Linked DNA regions of Homo sapiens: region 1 is linked to region 2. Evidence: read pairs that join two places in POLR2A ChIA-PET (ENCODE). Cell type or tissue: OCI-LY7. All regions are shown on one strand. Links, peaks and the distances in the headings refer to the core of each region. The heading gives the core; the rest is flanking DNA.

Evidence for each region. Peaks named below come from ENCODE experiments on the same cell type or tissue, not always from the same donor. Only the 100,000 strongest peaks of a DNase experiment are listed, where the experiment ranks them.
Region 1: POLR2A ChIA-PET joins it to region 2 with 27 read pairs; 9 of 35 experiments call an interaction of 5 or more read pairs at or near these places.

Annotation. Positions count from the first base shown.
Region 1 is chr13:91,355,289-91,364,372 of GRCh38, forward strand. No RefSeq gene overlaps it. Among named protein-coding and RNA genes, the nearest start is that of MIR92A1, 8.5 kb to the left of the region's middle. RefSeq lists an enhancer at 3,144-3,193. In OCI-LY7, for the core only: no CTCF peak of the experiment used is centred there; DNase peaks (open chromatin) are centred at 2,253, 2,533, 3,383, 3,983 and 14 weaker places; H3K27ac peaks cover 3,457 bases.
Region 2 is chr13:91,297,298-91,306,381 of GRCh38, forward strand. No RefSeq gene overlaps it. Among named protein-coding and RNA genes, the nearest start is that of MIR17HG, 46 kb to the right of the region's middle. In OCI-LY7, for the core only: no CTCF peak of the experiment used is centred there; a DNase peak (open chromatin) is centred at 4,974; H3K4me3 peaks cover 290 bases.

The DNA of each region.
Region 1 (9,084 bases), core at 273-8,272, 58 kb after region 2:
GATTGGTAGGACCCTCAGTGCATACCAAATTCTTCAGGTGCTCAAGTCCCTTATGTAAAGTGGTGCAGTGTTTGCATGTAAATCTATACATGTCTTCTTGTATGCTTTAAGCTGTCTATATATTGCTTGAATAATCTGGTAAAATATCTTACATATTATTCATGTAGATTCAGTATAGTATTTGCGTGTGGCAAATTCAGGTTTGGCTTTTGGGGACTTCGTGAGATTTTTTTTCCTGAGTATTTTCAGTCTGTTTGTGGTTGGATGCAGGAACCACAGATACATAGGGCTAACTTAAGTAAGTGCCGACATAAATGCGTTAGTCATAGAGGTAAATAACAAAGACCTGAGTTTGGTAGTAAGTTCCCCGAAATGAAATGTTAGTATACTCCTAAGTGATTAGTAATTAGATCTCAGGTTGAATATACTAAATCCTTAATAACTGCATGTTTACTTTTAAGACCTAGATTTGTCAGTATATTAGTAGAGGTGAGCATGTACTAATTGTTCACACTTGTTTATAAAAGCATATATACTGTGAATTTTTAGTACGTTTAATGTTGACTTCAACTTACATAGACTGAAAAAGATTGAAAAAAAGCTTCGACGACATCAGTTCTGCACTTGTTGAGATGTACTGATCCAGATGGAATACCACACTGTTCAGCAGGTTGGGGTAACTAGATGAGACTAGTGAATGTTCCAAGAGTAGATGAAAATTGGGGTCCTGTAAGGTGGTGCTAGGAATTCTAAAGTGATTATGCATTTACCAAGAAAAGGTTCTTAACCAGTTGTCTTAAAATTATTAAGACGTAAAGACCTGGAATCTTAATCTAGCTGCACTATATTAGAGTCTTTGGGGCAGGATGCTGCGCAGACAAGTATTTTGAGAAATACCTGTTGATTTTGCTGTATATACTTAAGGATATATCTACTACCCTGAATTGTTGGAAATGCTGAGCCATAGGAATGCAGAAGAACATCAAAACACCTTAGAATTTATATGCAGGAAAGAGACCAGTAAACTATTTTTATGGTTCATGCAGTCATTACTCAGTTTTATAGCTGACTGACAAAATATGTGCCCCAACCCCACATTTATTTCTAAATCCACAGGCTTTTCCTTACTCTTCAATTTCAGTAACTTCCCTTTTTCTTCTCCAATGATACTTTGTTTTGGTAACAGCACCTAACAGGCCAGGTGTGTAGTTGTCTTTGTGCTATACCTGTATTTCCTTGGTTGGCTACTGTCACAGTGGCCACCATCATTCTGAACAAGTAAGGTGCACAAGGTACAAGCCATGTCTTTAGACATAGGTTATCGTCAGCATTTAGATTCTCCTCTAAGGCTTTCATCTAAAACTCCCTTGGTTTTGTGTTTAAAACTTAGTCCACAGTTTTCTAGTGTTACCCTCAGAATAATTGTCAAAATTGTACTTTCTAATACTCAAGATTGCATCTAAATTTCAAGTTAGAAAAGATGTTTATGCCATATTCTGAGTGTCTTGTGTTTATAACCTATGATTCTGCCCTTGACTGTACTTACGAATACTCCTTTTAAAATACGAAACTTGATTGAGACCCCAGCTCATTTACTGATGTCTTAATACAACTGCCTTTCCACTTAAGTGTTTTGGCTCCCCCAGTTCCTATCATTTATCCTCTCCAGGCAGACTTCCACTTCAGACTGCATTTGCTATTCCCTTAGTTTGGGAACTTCCCACTCCGGATACCTATGACTTAGTCTTGTTTCCTTGTAGTCCTTGTACACAGATGTCAGACTGGCTCTCCCTTAAACTGCATACTCTGTTCCTGTTCTCTGCATCATCATCCTGAATTAGTGGCATCACCTGGGATATTGGAAGTGCAGGTCCTTCCCACCCCCTTCCAAACCTGAATTGGGAGCTTCGTTTTTTAATCCCCCCAATTAATCTCTAAGATATAAGGCCTCCAAGGGCAAAGATTTGAAGATGTGTGGTTCATGGATGCTTATTCAACATCTAAAATGGTACCTGGTGTGTAGAAGGCACTGAATAGACTGAACAGGTAAGTGGAAATGCCCGTGGGTGAATGTTACTTCTAGGATGAGACGGTCTGAAAGAGAAAAGCAAAACAAGACTAGTATGGGGGCAAAGTGCATTATTGACGGTGTGGTAAAAAGTCATTAGAGCAACGTTGGTGGAGCAAGAAAACAGAGTAAGTAAAAAGGATTTGCTGTGTACAGTAATCCCAGCAAAAATGAAGGAAAGCCTAGAAGTGGGGGATCAAGAAAAAAACCAACTGATAGATGCTCCATTTGTGTGGATATGTAATGTTCATCTGTTGGAAGTAAATGTAAAACCCAGCTTCTAAATCTCAGAAAGCAACTGACAGCAGCAATAGGGTGAATGTGAAAGCACTGAACAAAGTAACAAAAGTGCTGAGAAGTTGTGCTTTGTGACAGATTAGTTTTCATGATGTTGCGTGGATGTGAGAAGGCTCTGCTAATAGGTATAGTCAGGTGTGTTTTTTTTTTCGGTTTGGTTTGTTCTCTGTATTACTTTGAAATTTAGACTATCAAGTACCAGAATACTATAGTTTTCTAACTCAGGTTCACTCCCTGCAGAAGGTTCAGGAGTACAAGAAGCCCTGCACTGAATCGTGGTGCCTCAATTAAATTTTGAGTTGTCCTTTTGGCTTCCTGAGACAAAACAACGTGTTAAACCAGTTACTTCGAGTGTGTGACATGAGAAGATGGATGATGATAAAGAGAAGTTGAGAAAGGCACCTCAGATTAATTTTAGGAAACAAATGTAAACTAAACTTGAATTCTATTCTCTTTGAGTCATGTAATACTTGGCTAATCGGTTGAGAAGCTTAAAGAACTATTTAAGAAGTCTTACAGTGTAATGTTTAGGACGGAGAATTCTGGGTTCAAGTACCAGTTTCCTCCATTAATAGCTTAGGCAACTTAAGTGTGTTGTCTTTCCCCAAAAATTGTAAGCTTAGGTAGGCTTTCCCATCTTGATCAAAAAGGTAGCTATCATGTTCACATCCAGCTGGAAAATAAACCTTTCCTCAACTTCAAAGTGAATTTTCAGCTCCACTCTGCCCACCTGAACTCGGTCTGAGGAACAAGATTACATTCAGGCTTGAGCTTTGTGTACCATCTCTGTTGACAGTACCACTGAAAGTCTGTTCCCTTCCTGAAGCACACAGGATACCTAGGCAGGTTGGTGGCATGGATAACTGAAAGATGAGAATACAATATTAACATTTGGGGGCACATAGATTTTAGTGAGGGTAGAGATGGAAGAGAGGAAGGGAGAGGATTTTCATTAAGTTGATAACTTGAGCACAAGTCTAAGGCAAACATTGTCAGGCCTCTGTTATTCAACCGCACTTGGCAAGGCTGATGCAGCTGCTGCTTATAGGTCTTGGCTAAAATATTACTTCCTCAAAGCCTTTTCTGACTGCCCTCCCCTATTCAGTTAATCTCTGCCATGTTTTATTCAAAGTACTTAACTACAATTTATAGTTATGTGTATTTGGATATTTTGTTATTTTGAATTCATTACATTACTGCTTTTAACAAATTGCCACAAACTTTTTTTGTTGTTTGAGACAGTCTTGCTCTGTCACCCAGGCTGGAGTTCAGTGACCCAATCAGCTCACTGCAACCTCTGCCTCCTGGGTTCAAGCGATTCTCCTGCCTCAGCCTCCCCAGTAGCTGGGATTACAGATATGCTTGCACCAGCACGCCTGGCTAATTTTTGTATTTTTAGTAGAGATGGGGTTTCACCATGTTGGCCAGGCTGGTCTCAAACTCCTGACCTTGTGATCTGCCCACCTCGGGCTCCCAAAGGCCGCAAACTTTTAATGGCTTGAAATCTTACAGTTCTGTAGGTCAGGAGTCTTGACACAGGTCCCACTAGGTTACAATTAAGGTGTCAGCAGGGCTGTATTAGTCCCTAGAGTCTTTAGGGGAGGCAAGGTTTTTTTTTTTTATCTTTTCAAGCTTCTGAAGACTCTGCCTTTGGCTCACGGTCTCTTACTCCATCTTCATATCTAGCAGCAGCAGGTGGCGTCTGCATCACACTGGACCCCTCTTACCTCCCTCTTTCACTTTTAAGGACCCTTGTGATTAATATTGAGCCCATCCAAATATTTAGAAATAATTTATTTTAAGGTCAGCTCATTGGCAGTCTTAATTCCCCTTGTAACATTTCACATTTGCAGGTTCTAGGATTAGGACTTGGATATTGTTGGAGGTCATTCTGCCTGTCTTAGGGAATTGTGTTGGTTTTGGACATGGTTATAGTTCCAGGCATACATAACTGCTTAGAGTTGTTTTCAGACAGCGTAAGTGAAATGAATGAGCTAAGGAAAATACTTAATCCAATAAAAAATAGAACATACTCGGGCTGTCTCAATGTTTTCCTACGGTATTTAAGTGCCAGTTTATGGAGGTTTTAAAGAAAAGATTTTCTCAGACGAGAAGAGCTTATAATATACTTCCTGCAAACATTCTAGAAAATGTAGGTCCTTATCAGTCAACCTTCAGAATGGGGAAACCACAAAATAAGTGAAATTTTGTTAACCTATCTAAGTAAACATTAAAGAGTTGCTTTTAGAAATGACACAATGTAAAGAGACCATCAGGGTCTAAAACCTCATTAGCCAGAACTGGAAAATGAGCTTTTAAATACAGGTAAAAAGTAAATAAGCAATTTATCCTCTACTTTGTTAGAGTACAGAAATAGTATTTCAAAGCAACCACTAGCAGAATAAAAGACTATACTTAACTTTGAAATCACCAGGAAAAAGGCTAGGAAAACAGCCCACAAAGCAAAAGACAAAAAGGAGGAGACAGAAATAAGAACATTTTTAATTAAAATTAAGCACAGAAAAATTTTAAGTAGTTTGTATTCAAGTCAGTTTTACTTAAATTTTATAACATGCAAGCCCTGGTTATTTTTAGTGATTGGAAATGTAGACAACTGGTGGTTTGCCCCTAGTCAATGGGAAGTCCTGGCCCTTGATACTCTGGCCCAGCAGTAAGAGCTTCTATTAAACCTCTGCTCCTTGAACAAGGAACAAATCTTACTTTGTATTCCCCAAAATGACTGCAAAGTAGGCATTCAATAGATAGCTGTTGAATGGATTGGAGATTTCTCCTAAACATCATGTTACAATTCAACTGTTCTTTGATGTACTGCAGTAGACATTTTCATGCCATTCTTAAATTTCTCAGTCTCCTGATGCCAAATTTTGTTTAGAGGTAGAGGCTGAAGGTTATGCTTGCTTTGGTGGAGAGTATAAAGACAATAGTATGTGTGTAGCGGGGAATGAGGCAGTGGATATAAAGAAAAGAAAAGGTTATTTGCACATCCATAAGTAATATGTAACGGTGGCAATGAATGGCTGGCTGGGGTGGGATAGTGGTTCTGGTCAGCTCCGGGAACTTTGTTGGTCGGTCATAGTGTGATAAAAGAGTTCAGAACAGATCTCAAATTAGGTTTTGTTTGTTTTTGTCTTTATAATTTAGGAAATTAGAAATGAGTCCTACCTCAGGACCGCAATCTGTCTTTTTCACTTTTTGGCTGTTATGTTCTTCACCAAATCACTCTTTGGGAAGTAAGCTGCAGAGTGAACTGATGGATGTCTATGAAAATAAACATGCATGACCCTGTAACAAAGCATGTGTGTCCTCAAGAAGATTGCAGGTGATTTTCAGATGAGTCTCATGTCTGCACAGTGAGAATTCATAAAATGAAGTGTTAACCAATACTCAGAAAGTGAGTTCAGAGGGGGAAATAACTGCTGCAGTACTGTGTGTGCTTGATACACATTATGACAGGTAGGTAATTAGAAGAGTCTTGTTACTGCATCTAGTTTAGCATACATAAATACAGTAATTAGGTTGTTTTTTTAAAAAAGCAATTTTGTCACAGAACGATCCTTAGTATGACGAATCCAATATTTAATATTTTTTCCACCCCAAAATGGAATGTACAGTTTAGTACCAAGTGAAACCATTCAGTCTTGGTTGATTGATATTACTATCAGAATAAATTATTGGTTTTTTTGTTTATATAGGAGTTGAGGCATTTCACTGCTGTAAAGTACTGTGCCTTCTTAAAATGATGATGGAATATTGGAATATCAAAGACCCTAAACACATTTTATTCATTTTAAAGACATGTAATCCTGCTGATATTTAAAGTCTAATATTTTAATCATAGGTCTGTCTCCAAAAGGATGTCATCTAAAAGCAATTTTCATATTTTGTATAGGGTTATTGCTTTGTATTGATTTGGTTTATAAAAAAGGGACAACAATCCATTTAGCAGTCATGTAATTCAATTTTAAATTATAGGTTTCTTAAAACACATCTGATTCTGGATAATGATAGGATCTAGGATATGGAAGTAGTGATGAGCCTTAAAATGAAAAAAGACTACTAATAAAGTGTTAAAGTTTGATAATTCAATGAGGTTACATTGCAGCAATTAAGCAGGCATGTTATATAATGCCTATTGTTGAGAATGAGTTAGCCATGACCTTTGCCCACTTTTAAAAAAATACAATGCTAAGCACAGAGCACATGCTACAAAGATGCTAAAGAAAATTATGAGATTAATGATTGGTTTTTACACATTAACCATGTTGTAACAGCCTAAGTGCTACTGACGCTGTTCTGTCTTAGACTCATCAAATAATTGGACCAAGTTTGAGGAAATCAATTTCTACTAAATAGTTAACCATAAGGTATATTTGTATTAGCAAACAAAATGCTTTCAAAATGTTCCACTTTTGAAACTGTTTGAGTCTTTTATGTTGACTCAATGACTTTGTTTACAAAGGGAAACTGAAGTGGAGTTAAGCAATTATCTGGCAAATTTGATCACTGTACACAATCACAGGGAATACAACAAATAATATTTTAGAAAAGTTGTTTGATGACATCACAGCTTCACTCCATAGATCTTTAGTAGTTTTGGGGTTTTTATTTTTTGAGGAATTGTTGGAATTGCAATAATGCATGTTTGCTTGCTTCCATTTTTTCCCCTCCCCCCCATATTTGTATCTCTAAATAATATGTACATGGTTAAGAATTTAGTAATTATTAACCCTATCTATTCTTACAACACTTTAAGAATTTGTAGACCTATCTAGGTAGTCAGAATACATTTTGAGTTTCAGTTGAATGTTTTACATTCATATGGAAAACTCAGGGGCAAAAGTAATTATTTTAAATAATGGCATACTTTGAAACAGTTGCTCAAGGCCAAGTTATTTTCTAGCAGATTTATTAAGTTACTGCCCCGTAAACTTAACTGCCTATTTATTGGTCTATATTCATAACAGTGTCTCTTATTTCCTAGTCACCTCAAATTAAAAGGAATTTGTAAGGTACTTATCTTGAAGCCATATTAGTTTGAGCATTAAATGTCTTTCAAATATTTTTTAATCTCATGAATCCATGCCCAAAGAACAGTAAGGATGTGTATGTAGCAATATATTTTTAAATATTACCTGAAGATTTTCCCCAGATACCTCCCTTTACCTCATGTCCTTTCTTCCATTTTTTCAGTTCTTATTCAGTCTCATAAAAGGAAGAAAAATAAGGAATTTGCTTGGCTTTTGGATTTCAACTGTTTCCCTTACTGGAAAATGAAAAACATGTGCATAAACAATACAGTAAATTTAAATGATTGCATAAGGATCTCTATATGCCTGAAAGTCATGCTTGAAAAGGCCTCCAGTTTGAACAAGAGACAACATAGCAGTGACATTCATGGCCTGATGTCCAAAGACCAGCATAGAAAAAAAAAAGCCATTACCCTTGCCCTGAATATGTGGGCTGAAATTCATTGTAACTGTGTACAGGAGATTAGAGACAGAAGGCAATAAGAAAGCACTGGAAGTGCTTGGTCCAGAATCATTTAATAGTGTATGGATTAGAAAAGGAGGTGGTAGTTAGATGGGATTAAGAAACCGTGTTTGTTGCTAACAAGAACCCTAAATTCTGCCACAATACAGTGAGAGGAGACCATGGTTTGATCCCTATTAACAGTAATAGTGGATACTGCTAAGAAAAACCCAGCTAATTATGCCGCCGCCTCCTCTGAATCACTGCTGTCCCTACTGGTTTAGTTCCTTAGCAGAAACAAAGTAGTAATAGACGAATAAATCTGCCCTGCTGCAGAAGTGCATTAGAGAACATGAAGGTAATTTTATTGGGTGAAAACCTGGAGAATGGTTTTTTTATAACCTTAAAAAATCTTATTGAGTGGCCTGAGTAATTTTGTTACGATTTACTCAGCCCTCCATCCTTCCTGTAGGACTTGTGAATGTCCTTGTTAACTATTTAAAGATGATAATGGTAGCTAACAATTTTGTCAAGCATTGAGTATTCATTTAATCCTAACTCCAGTCTGAGGTAATTGCTGTGATAATTATTCCCATTTTACAGATAAGGAAACTGAGGCAGAGAGAGATGTAGCGGACCAAGTTCACAAAGCTGATAAAACAGAGGAACCAGGATTTAAATCTAGGTAGTTTGGCTCTAGCACAAGTTCTCTTAACTGCTGTATTGCCTTTCAGTCCAGCTTATACATTTTGATAACTATGCTAACAAAATCCAAGGAAATAGCAACAAAATATTAACATTAGTTATCACTGAACAGAAAAATTTGGAGTTTTAGTATTTTGAGTTTATACCTTTCCCAAATGTTATAGAATAATCGCATTCCTGTTACGATCAGAAAAAAATACTTTAAAATGAGCATAATTTTTATGAAAACTAGGGAGAGAATTACATAAAATATTCTCACAAGAAAGACTGGGAGAAATACATGCAAAAAGGTCTGTTGCAGTGTTACCTGTGTAGTGAAATTTTCAGTCATTTTTTCTTCTGTACTTTATTTTTTGGTATTTGATTTTAAACCTGTAGTTTTTTTTTTAATGCTAAAAAATATACAATCATCTTTATATAATCACTGATTTCTGGAGAAATTATTTACCAAAATGATTCAGAAAACATGGAAACTGTTAAGTGAGTTACCAAAAAATATTTTAAGATGTAATTAAATGATTCTA
Region 2 (9,084 bases), core at 554-8,553:
TAGCTTTTACAAAATTAACTGTGTGTATGTATAGTGTTAGAGAATTTTTATAATATAATTTCATAAATAAAATATTTTAGTTACTATAAATGCATGCTATTTGCTTTTATTAACAGAATTCACAGTGATGACTACTGTACATAAATAATACAACATTATGAATCTGTTATTTTTCCTACAAAATGTGTTGTCGGATGGCTGCCCCTTAAAATATTAATGTTGTGGGATGTAGGATAACTAAGGATTTAAAGAGCTTAACCATCGTTGATCTATACTTTTAAAATTACACCACTGATAATACTTTAGATGTCCTGTTGAAAATGAAGTGGCAATATTCCAGAATTGCTCTAATTTTTCATATTCTCCAAGCAGGAAACACATTAAGGCTTTCATCTTTGGGGCAGCACAGGGTGCCATTTAGCAAAGTCAAATGAAACTTTTTAATGTAAATAATGGAATAGAAACATTCACTTATTAACGGAGTATCTGTGAACAAAAGATGTATTTGTTACAACTGATAAGGAATCTTATGTCTATGGGTGAAAAAGGTTATGTTTTAGTACCTTTGCAACCATCAGTACAATGTTTGTTTAAGATAAGAGCTGTTATATTAACTACACTTATTACAGGCAATAGTAAATAATTTTCAAATGAGAAACAAATAGTGAAAAGCAAAAGTGAAGTAAATAAAGTGAAAATAAAGTTAAAAAGTGAATTTTTTATTAATTTTTTTATTGTCTTTTAAAATATCATCTTATTGCTGGTTCTCCAAGAGAAATAATAATTAAATAAAATCTTTTGCTGATTTCCTTACAATATTACTTATCAGTTGATCTATTGGTCTATCTATTGTTTAATCAGTGTTTTTCCAATACTATATAAAACTCGTAGATGACACATAAAGTTTTTCCAAGGGTGTGTTTTTAGAAATCTAAAAATAATATTTAAAAAGCAATAAAATTGGCTTCATAAGTAGCATACTACATGCTAATTATTATCAAATTTGAATTATTTAATATAGGAATATTCATTTTGGTCTAAAATCTTATTTCATCAAAATAATTTTGGCAGGCAGAGTTAAATTTTTTAAATAGGTTTAAGATATAAATGTGTTTTTTAAACTTATTTGGAAATAATTTCAAATGTACAAAAAAACAAAAAGGAAGCTAGTACAAAAAGTGCCATATATTCCTTTATATACTAACATTTTATTCTGTTTGTTTTCTAATTGGATGTATATGTGTGTTTTATTAAACATTTGAGGGTAAGTAATATACTTCATGACTCTTCCTCCTAAGCGTCTCAGCTTATGTTGCTTACACATAGGGATAGCCTTACTTAACCACAATACAATAACTTAATATAATTATTAACTTCAGCAATTAACACTTTGATATGGTTTGGCTGTGTCCCCACCCAAATCTCATCTTGAATTGTAGCTCCCATAATTCCCACGTGTTGTGGGAGGGACCAGGTGGGAGATAATTGAATCACGGCAACAGGTTCCCCATGCTGTTCTCCTGGTAGTGAATAAGTCTCATGAGAGCTGATGGTTTTATAAGGGGAAACCCCTTTTGCTTGGTTCTCATTCTCTCTTTGCCTGCCACCACGTAAGACATGCCTTTCACCTTCTGCCATGACTGTGAGGCCTTCCCAGCCACATGGAACTGTAAGTCCACTAAGCCTCTTTTCATTTATAAATTACTCAGTGTTGGGTATGTCTTTATCAGCAGTGTGAAAACAGACTAACACACCCTTATTTAGTCAACCACCATGCTTCCAGTTTTCTCACATGACCCAATAATATCCATTATATTACTTTTCTCCGTTAGTACAGGATCCAGTCTAGATTCAGGAATTGTTTTTAATTGTTAAGCCTCATTAGCCTTCTTTAATCTGAAACATTTCTTTAGCCATCCTTTTTCTTTGATGACACTGGCACTTATAAATAATAAAGTCCTATATTCTAACAGAATATTCCTCATTTCATGTTTGCCTGACACACCTTCATGATTAGATTCAGGTTATGCATCCCCAGGTGGGGATACTGCATTGATGATGTTATCGCCTCTCAGGTGGTATTCAATGTTCATCTGCCCCTTACTAATGAAGTTAATTTGGGTCTCTAGCCAAGGTGTTTTCTGATTTCTTCACTGTGCAATTACTAATCTTCCCCCTGAATCTAGGATGAAGTCTAGGAAGAGACTCTTCAAGACCATGAAGATAATTCTGATCATATAAATGTAGTATTCACTGATGATTCTTTCCTCAGCAGATCTTTACTATGATGGCTGCAAAAGCCTGATTTTTCAACTCCAGCATTTCCTCAACATTTGTCAGTCAATCCTGAGCATGCTACTGTGATCAGTAGCCTCCCCTCTCCTGAGTTCCTTCCTTGTTTTATGTATCCATTTATGTATCTTTGTTTTATGTACCCATTATGTATCCATTCATCTATCAAATGATTATCAGGGTGCAGGAAGACATTTCATCGTGGTTTTTGTGGTTTATAATTCATCCCTGGACTTCATTATTTTGCTGCTCCAATTGCCCAGATTTGACCAGTAGCAGCCCCCTCAAGCTGGATCCTATGTCCCTGTAACATAGTCATCTCTCAGTATCCCTGGGGGATTTGTTCCAGGAGCCCTGAGGACACCAAACTCATGGATGCTCAAGTCCTTGGTACTACAAAATGGTGTAGTATTTGCATATAACCTGTGCACATCCTCCTGTCTATGCTAAATCAGGGGTCCCCAACCCCCATACCATGGACCAGAACTGGTCCGTGGCCTGTTAGGAACATGACTGCACAGCAGGAGGTGAGCTGCAGACCAGTAGGTGAAGCTGAGCTCTACCTCCTATTAGATCTGGCAACAGCATTAGATTCTCACAGGAGCGTGAACCCAATTGTGAACTGCGAGGGATCTAGGTGGCATGCTCCTTATGTGAAGCTAATGCTTGATGATCCATCAACTGTCTCCCATCACCCCCAGATGGGACCATCCAGGTTCAGGAAAACAAGCTCAGGGCCACCACTGATTCTACATTACAGTGAATATGTAGTAATAATAGAAATAAAGTGCACAATAAATGTAATGCACATGAATCTTTCTGAAAATACACCACCCCCACCCCCCACCAACCCTGGTCTGTGGAAAAATTGTCTTCCACAAAACTGGTCCCTGGTGCCAAAAAGGTTGGGGACCACTGCTCTAAATCACTTCTAGATTACTTATAATACCTAATACAATGTAAATGCTATGTAAGTAGTTGTTATATTGTATTGTTTAGGGTATAATAACAAGAAAAAAGCCTGTACATGTTCAACACAGATGCAACCATCCTTTTTTAAAATATATTTTCAATCCTCATTGGCTGAATTTGTGGATAGGGAACCCGCAGATATGGACAGAAGACTGTACTTCTTTTTGGCTTTTATCTGTTTGTTTTTAGTTCTTCCTTACCTTCTGGCACAATAAGATTTTCATTCCGGGTTCATCTTATACTTACTCTGTCTTCTCCTAGAGATCAGCCATTTCTCCAAAGAGCCCTGGTTTCTTGTGGAATAATATTAGACACCAATATCTGAGTGTTGGGTGTGCTCTCTAAACGTATTTGTAATAACTGATGAAAACTAGCTACTTTATGTCAAACAGTTGAATTCATTCTTTGACTAAATGAGATCTGGCTTAAGTGTGTAAGCAACACCTAGTTCTAGTTTATCTCATATATACTGAGATTTTATACAAATAGTAAAAATATTATAGAGCTTTTCTGAACCCCTAAAAAACTTTTAAAAATATGCTATACTTACACCATGATGGTACTCTTTAGTGGTACATAGAGGCCATCAGATATTTGAAGACATTTCTTTACATAGTTAAGATCAATTTAGCAAACCATTTTTTGAAAGAATAGGAGATTGGTATAACTCTTTTGGTGATGGAAAAATTATTTCACAGATGATGCCTCAATTTCCTATAAGGGTCCAACATTTCAAAAAAACCTGAAACTCCACATCCAAGACTGGGCAACAGGGTGAGACCCCGTCTCAAAAAAAAAAAAAAAAATCCAAATATCAGCTGGGTGTGGCAGTGCAAGCCTGTAGTTCTGGCTACTCTGTAGGCTGAGGTGTGAGGATTGCTTGAGCCTGGGAGGTTGAGGCTGTGTTGAGCCATGATGGCGCCACTGCACTCCAGCCGGGCAAGAGATTGAGACCCTGTCTCAAACAAAACAAAACAAACCCCACATCCACATGTCTACATATATCTACCTGAGTCTAACTTTTTAATGTTTTATCAACGCATGACATCAAATGTAAGAATTCGTGATATCCTCTCCAATGTGAGCTATTTAGCAGTAAGGCTTCATTACAGGTTGTTTCTCTTTCTTAGGGACACGCTCTCTGGGCACAATCATGGCTCACTGCAGCCTCAACCACCTGGGCTCAAGCCATCTCCCATCTCAGCCTCCTGAATAGTTGAGACTACAGGCACTCACCACCACATGCCTGGGTACTTTTTTTTTTTTTTAAGTAGAGATGAGGTCTCACTATGCTGCCCAGGCTGATCTCAAACTCCTAAGCTCAAGAGATCCTGTTGCCTTGGCTTCCCAAATTGCTGGGATTATAGGCATGGCCACCACACCCGGCCTAAATCAATTCTTTATTAAGCACTTAAGCTACTGAGTGGTATCATCAAAATAATAATCACAATGATAACAGCTAATATCTAAATAGTGCTTACTATATTCCAAGAACTCTTCTAATGTGTATCCTCAGCCAAATTTCAAGATTATCTGCAGAAACTACGTATTTCAATATTTAAAATATATATACATATATCAAGTGTAGGTGTACATTCAGGAGAGTTTTACCTCCATAATTCTGTTTCACTGATGAAATAACCTAGGCCCAAAATAGGAAGTGAAATAATCAAAACAAGTTTCTAAGAGCCCCATAAAGTGCACTAGTTTCTGCTTATGGAAGTGACCCAACTCAGAGGGAAATTAAGTGGGTTTTCTGCTGTGATCTCATTAGTACTTGGGGAAAACCTCCAGCTTGCAAACTACTGAATAAAATGCATATTTCTGCCTAGAACTTTCATCTAACTGATAGCTTATCTATTGAAACACATTACTTTCTAATACTATCCCATAACAAACATCCCACGTTAGAAAATATAAACCAATTATAAGCCAAAGATGGAAATCAGAGACATGAAATGGCTGGGGTTCTGCTTTTTTTTTTTCTTTTTTCTTTTTTTCTTTTTTCTTTTTTTTTTTTTTTTGAGTTGGAGTCTTGCTGTTGCCCAGGCTGGAGTGCAGTGGTGCAACCTCGGCTCGCTGCAACCTCTGCCTCCAGGGTTCAAGTTATTCTCCTACCTCAGCCTCCTGAGTAGCTAGGATTATAGGCATCCGACTATGCCCAGCTAATTTTTTTTTTGTATTTTTAGTAGAGACAGGGTTTCGCCATGTTGGCCAGGCTGGTCTTGAACTCCTGACCTCAAGTGATCCGCCCACCTCGGCCTCCCAAAGTGCTGGGATTACAGGCACTATTTCTTATTTTAGAGTACATGAGCCTGCTAGGTAAAGAAAGACCACCATTTCCTTTAGCTTTGTCCCCTTTGTCATCACTCTCCTGTAAGATAAATTTTCCTTCATGAGATTGTAGTACAAACACCCAATTAGAAAAACAGTCCTTTAGAATATCCATTTGTTCACTCATCCATTGATTCATTTTTTTTGAGTCAGGGTGTATTAGTCCATTCTTGCACTCCTATAAATAAATACCTGAGACTGGGTGATTTATAAAGAAAAGAAGTGTAATTGGCTCACCGTTCTGCAGGCTGTAGAGAAAGCATGGCAGCTTCTGCTTCTGGGGAGGCCTTGGCAAATTTACAATCATGATGGAAGGCAAAGAGGAAGCAGGCACATTTTACATGGCCAGAGCAGGAAGAAAAGGGGGGCAGGGGAGAGGCTACACACTTTTAAACAACCAGATCTCACGATATCTCACTATCACGAGAGCAGCACCGAGGGGATAGTGCTAAACCATTCATGAGAACTCCACCCCCATAATCCAATCACCTCCCACCAGGTCCCACGTCCAACACTGAGGATTACAATTTGACATGAGATTTGGTGGGGACATAGCTCCAAACCATATCATGGGATCTTGCTCTGTCACTCAGGCTGGAGTGCAGTGGTGTGATTATAGTTTGCTGCAGCCCTGACCTCCTGGGCTCAAGCAATTGACCTGCCTCAGCCTCCCAAGCAGCTATGACTACAAGTACATGCCACCATGCCCAGCTAATTTTGTAAACTTTTTTTTTTGTAGAGACAGGGTCTCACAATGTTGCCCAAGCTGGTCTCAAACTCCTGGCCTCAAGCATTCCTCCTGCCTTGGCCTCCCAAAGTGCTGGGATTACATGCATGAGCTGCCTCACCCAGCCTCAACTCTTTTATTCAACACCTACTATGTGTCATGCATTATTTCAAACATGGGAATACAGTAAGTTCCTGTCTTTATAGATCTAATATCCCAGTGCAATTGTAAAGACAGTCAGCCAAAAAAAAAAGAAAAGAAATTTAATGCCAGGTTTTTCAAAAGTGCATTAAGAAAAATTAAGCAGTATACGTATAATTATTTCTCTTATGAGTTTAATGTAAACTTCAGTTGCAACAGGAAAGACAGCAGTGAAGCCATGCCACTAATCTGCCTGCAAAGTAAAGGTGGTACATGGTTTTATGTCTCAGCCTCCCTTTCTGTAGTCTAATTTTAAATTATCATTTGCTGTGAGAAAGGAAACTTTTTGTATGTTTTATGGTTTCATTTGAATTGCAGGAGACCTGTGATATCACTTTTGAGAAAATTCTTTTTTTTTTTTTTAATTTGAGACAGGCTCTTGGTCTGTGGCCCAGGCTGGAGTTCAGCTCACTGCAACCTCTGTGTCCTGGGCTCAGGTGATCCTCCCACCTCAGCCTTCCGAGTAGCTGGGACTACAGGCATGCACCATCATGCCCAGCTAATTTTTCTTTTAGTAGAGATGGCGTTCTTCATGTTGCCCAGGCTGGTCTCAAACTCCTGGGCTCAAGCAAGGTGCCCACATCCACTTCCTAAAGTGTTGGGATTGCAGGTGTGAGCAATTGTGCCCAGCTGAGGAAATTCTTATTAATCAAATCTTTACTAAGGAGGAAGGTTAACCTATTCTGTTGTTATTTACTACCAATGCCTGGCATACCCAGAGAGCTTGCCAGGAGAAGTTAACTGCAGGAGAAGTTAACTGCATGAGTATAAATACACATCTTTTCTTTTAAATAAGTCTCAGTAGTCAGTGAGTAGATTTTCACTATCATAAAGTATTGTCTTTAGAGAGATAAAAATGCTACTGTCAGAAGACTTGTTCTCTCCTGTTGGGTGTTGCAAACAGATTTTCTTAATTATAGAACTGTCCTTTTTTTTTTGCTTTTATGAGGCTGCACTAAACTGTTTTAGATTTACTCTTACAATTAGTTTATTTTACAATAAGTTCACTGGACTCTTGTGACTCATCTTAATACTATACTTAATCCCAGATTTGAGATTTATTAGAGTCTCAGAGCCCTGAAATCAGCCAAGTCCCTCCCTCTGCCCAGACTCTCACACAGGGAGAATACTAAGGATAGGCCTAAAGTTGGATGGTTTGGATTTTCACAAAGAAAGATCTTTTGTTCTCCTCCAGGAACTAAACGAAACATGTCATTAGGCCAACTCTTGCAGTCAATGTCAAGGAGTCAAGCAGAGGCCGCTTAGCTGAAAAATAGGCAAGTTTTTGAAGGAAAGACATTTTTTTAGAAAACTGCCCTTGTTACATGTACTCTTAGATAATGATCATCTTAATTTTCCCTGTGTTTCCTATAATAATTTCATTTTTTCTCCTTGACTAATTCATTTATAGAAATGTAGTGATGACACACTACTTCAACTGTATTAATTATCTGACACACTTATTTATAAATCCATCTGCCTTTTTCCCCCATAATCGTTTATGCCCACCTTTAGGTTACACCCAAGGTTCTGAGGATTAGCAGTTATGCGTAACAGTGGATATGAAACTGATCCAGTAGTCCCATAGTTTTTTTATAAACATAAAAATTGACTCATATGATCTTAAAATTTGAAACTTAACATTTGTTTTATCTAAATTTCTTCCTCAGAAAACCAACCTTCAGGCCTCTTTTAAAAAAAGTGTCAAATAACTGAAACTCACGAGATCACCACATCAGATGCCGACCCTTCAATCGTCATGATTGCTTCCTTGCCCTTCAATAGTTCCTGTTTTCTTACACATTGTCACATTTCTTCCCTGCTATATGAGCCCCTAGTTTTAGTCCATCAGGGAGATGGATTTGAGACTGAGCTCCCAACTCCTCAGCTGCAGCGCCCAATTAAAGCCTTCTTCCTTGTCAGTAGTGTATTGTGTCAGTGATGGGCTTTCCATGCAATGAGCAGCAGCACCTAGACCAAATCCCTGGTGTTTCAGTAACAGATATGTAAATGGTCCCAGCCACACCTTCTGAGACTCACCATTATGGGCAGCAGTCCAGTGCTAACACAGTGCACTAGGTCTGATGGATCAGGGCCTGCTTTTGCTTCTGTTTTTCTGATTTCCAGTTTTGCTTACAACTCAGTGCCCCATAGAACTGAAGTTCTTCCAAGCCCTTACCAATTCCTGTCCTAGAATCTGGAGTCCTTTCCTAAATTTCTTTCCCTAAACTGGTGTTTGGATCTTTGCTGCCCATCGAATAGTAACACATTTAGGAAAACATTCAGAGAACTCAGGCAAATCTGGAAAATTTTATGATCACAGCATCGTACTGCTAAAATTAGCCTCATCGCCCACCCATGTTTGGTTTCTAATAATTTTATATTACTGGACTTTATAAAATTATAAAATCAAAACATCTAATGCAATTTTTACATTATTCACCAAATTCCTAATGAAATATTGTTTTTATACTCAAAGTGTTTTTCAAAAGATGTAATTAGAAAAGAAAGTGGTAATGATATCTGATATGGTTTGGCTCTGTTTCCCTACTCAAATT